Linked DNA regions of Homo sapiens: region 2 is linked to region 1. Evidence: read pairs that join two places in POLR2A ChIA-PET (ENCODE). Cell type or tissue: OCI-LY7. All regions are shown on one strand. Each heading gives the region's core, and the rest is flanking DNA. Links, peaks and the distances in the headings are about the cores only.

Region 1 (4,386 bases), core at 321-4,320:
AGCCGAGATGGTGCCACTGCACTCCAGCCTGGGCAACAGAGCAAGACTCTGTCTCAAAAAAAAAAAAAAAAAAGAAAGAAAGAAAAACACAGAAAACCCAAGACCAGCCTGGGCAACATAGTAAGAACCCATCTCTAAAAAAAGGAAACAGAAAACCCAACTACAAGGAGCCGAGTGTGGCGGCACACACCTGTCGTCCCAGCTACTTGGGAGGCGGAAGCAGGAAGATGGCTGGACCCCAGGAGTTTGAGGCTGTAGTGAGCTATGATTGCACCACTGCACTCCAGCCTAGTTAACAGAGCAAGGCCCTGTCTCTAAAAACAAAACAAAAAGAAAAAAACCCACACACAAAGAAAATCCAACCCCACGGAGCTGGGCTAGTCTGGAAATAGGCCAGTGATAGATACAAAGGCTATGTCAGGCCAAAATCTCCAACCTTTTGAACTCGCTGTCCCAGAGGACTGTCCTAACTCTGGACATCTCATTTACAATTGAGCAGGAAGAAAGGGAACGGGATGAAGCCAGCTTTATCACCCCTTTTACCAGGAAAGAACAAGTAATCCCAGAAAATCACAAGGGAGCAGAGAAAGCAAAGAACAAAACTCAAAACTGGCTTAATCCCTCACCGAGATAAAGGACTACATACCACAGCCTCAAGCAAAATCTGGGTTCTATCAAAGCCAAAGAAGACAGAGGGATGAATGTGAGGGCACACTCTAACAGAATCAGCCACACATGGTATCAGCCATGCCAGGAACAAAGGTAAACCAAGTTCACTCATGTGCCAGCCTGAGAACTCAGTGAATACAAGTGCTCCCAAATCTGTCACATCCCAAACTGAACCAGCCTGACCACAAGGCACAAATGGATTGGCAGAGCAGAGTGCCAACAAGGGGCTGAGCTCTGTCACTCTACCAACTTCCATCTAGCCGCAAGAGTGCCTTCCAGAACCAGGGCTCAGCATAATACACCCACATCCTACAAGAGTTTACAGCATACCACCTCCTTTATTAAAGAGTAGGAAATAAATTAACCAGGCATGGTGGCGTGCATGTGCAGTCCCAGCTACTTGAGAGGCCGAAGTAGGAGGATCGCTTGAGCCAGGAAGTTCAAGGCTGCAGAGAGCCATGATTGCACCACTGCACTCTAGCCTGGCAACAGAGCAAGACCCTGTCTCTTATTTAAAAAAAAAAAAAAAAAAAAGGGAAATTTCTAAGACGGACTTCTAAAGCTTGTATCTCACTTCCTTTTAGGGGCATACGCCATCATGAGCTGAAGAGTCATTTACATTCTGAAAGGAGCAAAGCAAAGGACCCACGGAACTCAGGCTGGATAACTGTGATCTAAAAACTGACAACTCAGAGGCCAAACTGAGTCTTTTTTACCTTTTTTTTTTTGAGGTGGAGTCTTGCTCTGTCGCCCAGGCTGGAGTGCCAGGGCACGGTCTCGGCTCACTGAATCCTCCGCCTCCTGGATTCAAGGAATTCTCCTGCCTCAGCCTCCCAAGTAGCTGGAATTACAGGTGCCTACCACCATGCCCAGCTAATTTTTGTATTTTTAATGGAGACAGGGTTTCACCATGTTGGCCAGGCTGGTCTCGAACTCCAGACCTCAAGTGATCCACCCACCTCGGCCTCCCAAAGTGCTGGGATTACAAGCCTGAGTCTTAATTTATGAGACATCAGGATTAAACACCTTTGAAACAGGCAGAGGTCACATTCGGCCAATAGGTATCAGTCCAGCTCCACTAGATCTTAACATGCTGAGACACATTCATACCCCTTAGTAAATAGCCACTGGCCCAAGTCCATGCCACCCTGGGTGTCAAGAACCCACCCCTGAGGGACCCTGTGGACATGCCCATGATCCAGTGACCCAGGATAACACACAGCCCAACGGGTACAGCACCCTGGCTTCTGACTTCCTCCCTAAAGCCAGCTTCTTTCTGCCAGTTGTCAACCACTTTTTTCACCTTGAATGGAGCTCTGCATTTTCTCTGCACCTTTAGCAGACATCCTTCCAAGGCTTCCCTTACCAAAAGCAGCTGATTGGCACGTGCATGAATACAAAAGAAAATCACCAACAGGGAACCGAAAGCAGGGATGGGCGAGTGAGGAACTGGACTTCCCCTCACCATCAAAAGGATGGACCCAGGGCTCCCCTGGCACATGCAGCTTCCTCCAAAATTAATTTTCTACAGAAATGAAATTGTTGCCCAAGGTGACCCAATGAAGCAAAATACAAATTCTGCTTTGAGTGCAATCAACCATTTTCAAAAATCCCCACTGAAGATCAAGGAAGTCGGTCTCTCTCATTTTACAGTTATGGGTATATTACCACCGCTTCCCACTGACTGAAGATGCGTACAGACCACTGAGAGTAGGGGTTTGGCTTCCTGGGAAAATGAGCAGCATGTTCTGAAGTCAGGGTCTTCAAGTGGTTATTTTGAATGCAGTCCTTTGGTGGCATCTACTGTGTAGGTGGCCAGGTATCTTGCAAGACACTAGAGCTACAAGGATGAGCCTGTAATCCTAACACTTTGGGAGGCCAAGGCAGGCGGATCACCTGAAGTCAGTAGTTCGAGACCAGCCTGCCCAATATGATGAAACCCCGTCTCTACTAAAAATATAAAACTTAACCAGGCATGGTGATGTGCACCTGTAATCGCAGCTACTCAGGAGGCTGAAGCAGGAGAAACACTTGAACCCAGGAGGCATAGGCTGCAGTGGGCCAAGATTGCACCACTGCACTCCAGCATGGGCAACAGATCAGACTCCATCTCAAAAAAAAAAAAAAAGAAAAAAGAAAACGGGTAGTTCCATACATAGGTTTGATGGAAGAAGAACTCAGGACTATAGGAGGGGCACAGTCCAGGTGAACCATGTAGGGAGCTCATGAATGGCTTTTTGAAAACAATTCTGAAACTTCAGAAGAGAAGAGAACAAAACCACATGAGACACCATTTCCACCCATTAGGATGGCAATTATGAAAACAGAAAAAAGGAGGCCAGGCACGGTGGCTCAGGCCTGTAATCCCAGCACTTTGGGAGGCCAAGGTGGGAGGATCACTTAGGGCAAGGAATTTGAGACCAGCCTGGGCAAGATAGTAAGATACTGTCCCTACAAAAAAATAATAAAATTACTATACATACATATATATATATGAAAAAAGGGGGTGGTAATCACTCTCTGGTTCTCCCCATGTATACAATTAAAGCTATATACCTTTTCTCTAATTTAAAAAGCCAGCATTGGCCGGGCACAGTGGCTCGCACCTGTACTTCCAGCACTTTGGGAGGCCAAGGCGGGCAGATCACTTGAGGCCAGGAGCTCGAGACCAGCCTGGCCAACGTGGTGAAACCCTGCCTCTACTAAAAATACAAAAATTAGCCAGGCATGGTGGCGCACGCCTGTAATCCCAGCTACTTGGGAAACTGAGGCAGGAGAATCACTTGAACCTGGGGGGTGGAGGCTACAGTGAGCCAAGATCACACTCCAGCCTGGGTGACAAAGTGAGATTCTATCTCACAAAATAAATAAAAACCCAACACTGGCAAGGCTATGGAGTTGGCAAGGATGTGGAAGGATGGTGGAGAAAATGGATCTCGTGTGCATTGCTAGTGGGAATGCAACAGGGTATAGCCTCTATGGAAAACCCTCTGATGGTTTCTAAAAAATAATTAAACATAGAATTATCATATGATCCAACATTGTCCTTCTGGGTGTATGCCCCAAAAGAACTAAAAGTGGAAAAAACAAGTATTTGTATCTTCATATTCACAGCAGTACCATTCACAATAGCCCATAAGTGGAAGACACCCAACTGTCATGGGAATAAACAAAATATGGGCTCTACATACCCTCAAAAATATTGTTCAGCCTTTAAAAAGAAGAAAATTCTGGGCCAGGCGCGGTTGCTCATGCCTGTAATCACAGCACTTTGGGAGGCCGAGGTGGGTGGATCACAAGGTCAGGGGTTCGAGACCAGCCTGGCCAACATAGTGAAACCACGTATCTACTAAAAATACAAAAATTAGCCGGGCATGGTGGCATGTGCCTATAATCTCAGCTACTTGGGAGGCTGAGGCAGGAGAATCGCTTGAACCCAGGAGGCGGAGGTTGTGGTGAGCTGAGATAGCGCTACTTACTGTACTCCAGCAAACTGGGCAACAGAGCAAGGCTCCATCAAAAAAAAAAAAAAAAAGAAGAAGAAGAAGAAGGAAATTCTGACACATACTACAACACGGACGATCCTTGAAGATGTTATGCTAAATAAAGCCAGACAAAAAAGAACAAATATTGCATGATTCCATTGGTACAAGGAACCTAAAGTAGTAGAATGCACTGAGGCAGAAAGTAGAATGCTGGCTGCCAGGGACAGGGGTG
Region 2 (4,386 bases), core at 130-4,129, 75 kb after region 1:
CAGGTGGTGAGGTAAGTGGGAGAGGCTGCCTAGGCAGGACAGGGAGAAGCTGAAGCAGCTGGCCCAGGAGGCTCCACTCCCTCAGCCTCTGCCAGATTGCTGACCTTTGGAAGACAGGCAAAGGAGACAGGACAAACATGATTAGAGAAATAGGGAGAGAACAAAAATTATCTCCCAGGCTGGGTGCAGTGGCTCACACCTGTAATCCCAGCACTTTGGGAGGCTGAAGCAGGTGGATCACCTGAAGTCAGGAGTTTGAGGCCAATCTGGCCAACATGGTGAAACCCAGTCTCTACTAAAAATACAAAAATTAGCCAAGCGTGGTGGCGTGCATAATCCCAGCTACTTGGGAGGCTGAGGCAGGAGGATCGTTTGAACCTGGGAGGCAGAGGTTGCAGTGAGCCAAGATTGCGCCACTGCACTGCAGTCTGGGCTACGGAGTGAGACCGTGTCTCAAAAAAAAAAAAGAAAAGAAAGAAAAAAAAATCTCCCATAACAGTCAAGCAAGGAGAGATTTTAGCCTGAGTTAGGGAGTGGAGTCAAATTCTACAGGAAGATCAGGGGCGATGCACTAAAGAAGCAGGTCATTGATGGCCTTTGAGTGTGTCCCTGATGCAAGCCAGATGGTAGATATTTAAGGAGTGGTGAGGAAGAGGAGGCAGCCAATAGGAGCCATGCCTGAGGCCAGGCGCCATGGCTCATGCCTGTAATCCCAGCACTTTGGGAGGCTGAGGAGGGCGGATAACCTGAGGTCAGGAGTTTGAGACCAGCCTGGCCAACATGGTGAAACCCCGTCTCCACCAAAAATACAAAAAATTAGCCGGGCATGGTGGCGCACACCTGTAATCCTAGCTACGTGGGAGCCTGAGGCAGGGCAATTGCTTGAACCTGGGAGGCAGAGGTTGCAGTGAGCTGAGATCATGCCACTGCACACTCCAGCGTGGGCGACAGAGGGAGACTCTGTCTCAAAAAAAAAAAAAAAAAAAGGGAACCATACCTGGGAAGCCAGAAGCCAGGGGAAGAAAGCTTTGCTAACTCTTTGGAAAGAAAACACTATTGTGTCTGACAGATATACTTGCTCAGGTACTTAAAATCTCAGGTACAATGTAGTTTACTGTGACATCACATCTATTCATAAGAGCCTAGAGCAACAGAACTGTTCGTCACTGGGAGCCTCACAATGGAAGACTATGGCCATCAGAAAGAATGAGACAGATGTGGTCTCATATGAAAGATAAATCACTAAGTGAAAAACACAAAGTACAGACTGGGCACGGTGGCTCACACCTGTAATGCCAGCATTTTGGTAGGCTGAGGTAGAAGGATCACTTGAGCCCAGTAGTTCGAGACAGCCTGGGCAACACAGGGAAACCCTATCTCTACAAATAATTTAAAAATTAGCCAGGTGTGGTAGTGCGTGCTTGTGGTCCCAGCTGCTCAGGAGGCTGAGGCAGGAGGATCACCTGAACCTAGGAGGTTGAGGCTACAGTGAACCATGGTTGTGTGCTACTGCACTTCAGCCTGGGCAACAGAGCAAGACTGTCTCAAATAAAATAAAATTTAAAAAAATAAAATAGGTAGTGTCTGAATAGACAGACATAAACGGAGACTTTTTTTGCAAAGCTAGAAAGAAGACTGATGGACTGTCTCTGGCAATAGACAAAATCTAAAGAAAGAAAAAGACTCACTTTTCATTGAAAAATCTTTAGCAGTGTTTGAATATTTTTTTTTAATAATATGATTTTTTTTTTTGAGACGGGGTCTCCCTCTGTCACCCGGTTAGAGGTAGTTGGGTGATCACAGCTCACTGCAGCCTGGAATTCCTAGGCTCAAACAATCCTCCCGCCTCAGCCTCTCAGGTAGCTAGGACTACGATAGTACGCCACCATGCATAGCAATTTTTTTTCCTTTTTAATTTTTTGTAAGGGCAGGGTCTTGCTCTGCTGCCCAGACAAGTCTTGAATTCCTGGCCTCAAGCTATTCTCCCACTTCAGCCTCCCAAAGTGCTGGGATTACAGGTGTGAGCCACTGTGCCTGGCTAGGAGCATGATTTTGAAACAAAGATTTTTTTTTAAGTTTTATGAGACAGGTGCTGATGTAATCACATCACCAAAAGAGTGCTGTGTTTGCCCTTGCGTGACATAGAAGGAACAGTGAGGAATCCAGTACTCACACCAGCCTCAAGCTTCACTTGTCACTCACAGCTCTAAGGAAGCAAAGTGGTGCTGGAAACTCCCAAAGCCATTAAAGCTGCTTCTGCCACGGCCCGAGCCCCAGCACCAAATGCTTGGCTGCCCATTCACAGAGGCAAGAGCCATACAGGGGCAAACTAAACCCCTCTACGAGCTCCCCCTGCAGAGCCCCACTTTGGCAAACAGACATTCCTGACTTCTAGATCCACTGGTTGGTGACTCCTCTGGTCCCACTCCCAGATCTTCACCTCCCGAGATCCTGCAATAATTGTGCAAAGTCTCATTCCTTCCCTTATCCCGTAACACTCACCCATGGTAGCTCAGCTCCCCAAACCAACCCTGATTGTTACCACCTCTTTAACCTTAATATTTTCAACCTACAGGCTTTCTTATTTTACTTTGTTTTTGAGACAGGGTCTCACTCTGTTACCCAGGCAGGAGTGCAGTGGTGAGATCAAAGCTCACTGCAGCCTCAACCTCCCCGGCCCAAGTGATCATCCCACTTCAGTCCCCTGAGTAGCCGGGACTGCAGGCACATGCCATCTTGCCTGGCTAGGTTTTTTATTTAACTTTATTTTTTGCAAAGATGGGGGTCTTGCTGTGTTGCCCAGGCTGGTCTCAAACTCCTAGACTCAAGCCATCCACCCCACTTGGCCTCCCAAAGTGCTAGGATTATAGGCATGAGCCACCATGCCTGGCCTAGGATTTTTTTTTTTTTTTTTAACGGAGTCTCGCTCTGTCATCCAGGCTGGACTGTAGTGGCGTGATCTGGGCTCACTGCAACCTCCGCCTCCTGGGTTCAAGCACGTCTCCTGCCTCAGCCTTCCTGAGTAGCTGGGATTACAGGCACCCACCCACCACGCCCAGCTTAATTTTGTATTTTTAGTAGAGGTGAGGTTTTGCTATGTTGGCCAGGCTAGTCTTGAACTCCTGACCTCAGGTGATCTGCCCGCCACAGTCTCCCAAAGTGTTGGAATTACAGGAGTGAGCCACCGCACCCAGCCAGCATTTTCACTGTGTACTGGGCCCCACAAGTTAAGTAGTCAGTCCTGAGTGACTCAATAAAGACAATGTTAGAAAGTTCTCATCATAGGATTTGGATTTGTGTCAGGTTATTTGGGGAGAGTTTGCAAAAACACGGCTTAGCTGATGTTGGCAGGATGTGTGGGGGATTCTGTAATTGGGGAATATCTAAGTATCAGTAGAATTCTCCAGAGAAATAGAACCAAAAGGAGATACAGAGCTAGAGACAGAGATTTACTTTAAGGAATTGCTTCATGCAATTGTAGGAGCTGGCAAGTCCAAACTCCGCAGGGCAGGCCAGCAGACTGAAAATCCACGTAAGAGTGGATGTTGCAGTACTGAGTTTGAAATCCACAGGGCAAGCCAGGCAGGCCAGACACTCAGAGAGGGTGTCTGTGTTTCAGTCTTGAGGCTGAATTCCTTCTTTTTCAGGAAATCTTGGTCTTTGCTTTTTAGGCCTTCAACTGATTGGATGAAGCCCACGCACATTATGAAGGGCAGTGTCCTTTATTCAAAGTCTACTGATTTAAGGGCCAGGCACGGTGGCTCAGGTCTGTAATCCCAGCACTTTGGGAGGCTGAGGCGGGCAGACCATTTGAGGTTAGGAGTTCAAGACCAGCCTGGCCAACATGGTGAAACCCCGTCTGTACAAAAAATACAAAAGTTGGTAGGGCACGGTGGTTCACAAGGTCCCAGCACTTTGGGAGGCCGAGGCAGGTGGGTCACGAGGTCAGGAGATGGAGACCATCCTGGCTAACGTGGTGAAACCCTGTCTCTACTAAAAGTATAAAACTTAGCCGGGCGTGGTGTCACACGCCTGTAGTCCCAGCTACTCGGGAGGCTGAGGCAGGAGAATCGCTTGAACCCAAGAGGCGGAGGTTGCAGTGAACCGAGATCACACCACTGCACTCCAGCCTGGGCGACAGAGTGAGACTCCATCTCAAAAAAAAAAAAAAAAAGAAAAAGTTAGACAGGTGTGGTGGCACATACCTGTAATCCCAGCCACTTGGAGGCTGAGGCAGGAGAATCGCTTGAACCCCAAGCAGTGGAGACTACAGTAAGCTGAGATCGCACCAATGCACTCCAGCCTCGGTGACAGAGTGAGACTCCATCTCAAAAGAAGAAGAAGAATTAATTAATTAATTAAAAATAAAAATAATAGCCATCTTGG

Evidence for each region. Peaks named below come from ENCODE experiments on the same cell type or tissue, not always from the same donor. Only the 100,000 strongest peaks of a DNase experiment are listed, where the experiment ranks them.
Region 2: POLR2A ChIA-PET joins it to region 1 with 9 read pairs; 4 of 35 experiments call an interaction of 5 or more read pairs at or near these places.

The regions. Positions count from the first base shown.
Region 1 is chr16:12,032,022-12,036,407 of GRCh38, reverse strand. All of the region lies in intron 4 of SNX29 (sorting nexin 29), which reads right to left. Among named protein-coding and RNA genes, the nearest start is that of SNX29, 57 kb to the right of the region's middle. In OCI-LY7, for the core only: no CTCF peak of the experiment used is centred there; a DNase peak (open chromatin) is centred at 2,027; H3K27ac peaks cover 1,167 bases.
Region 2 is chr16:11,956,954-11,961,339 of GRCh38, reverse strand. It overlaps a transcript of NPIPB2 not described here. Among named protein-coding and RNA genes, the nearest start is that of TNFRSF17, 6.1 kb to the left of the region's middle. In OCI-LY7, for the core only: no CTCF peak of the experiment used is centred there; a DNase peak (open chromatin) is centred at 2,159; H3K4me3 peaks cover 296 bases.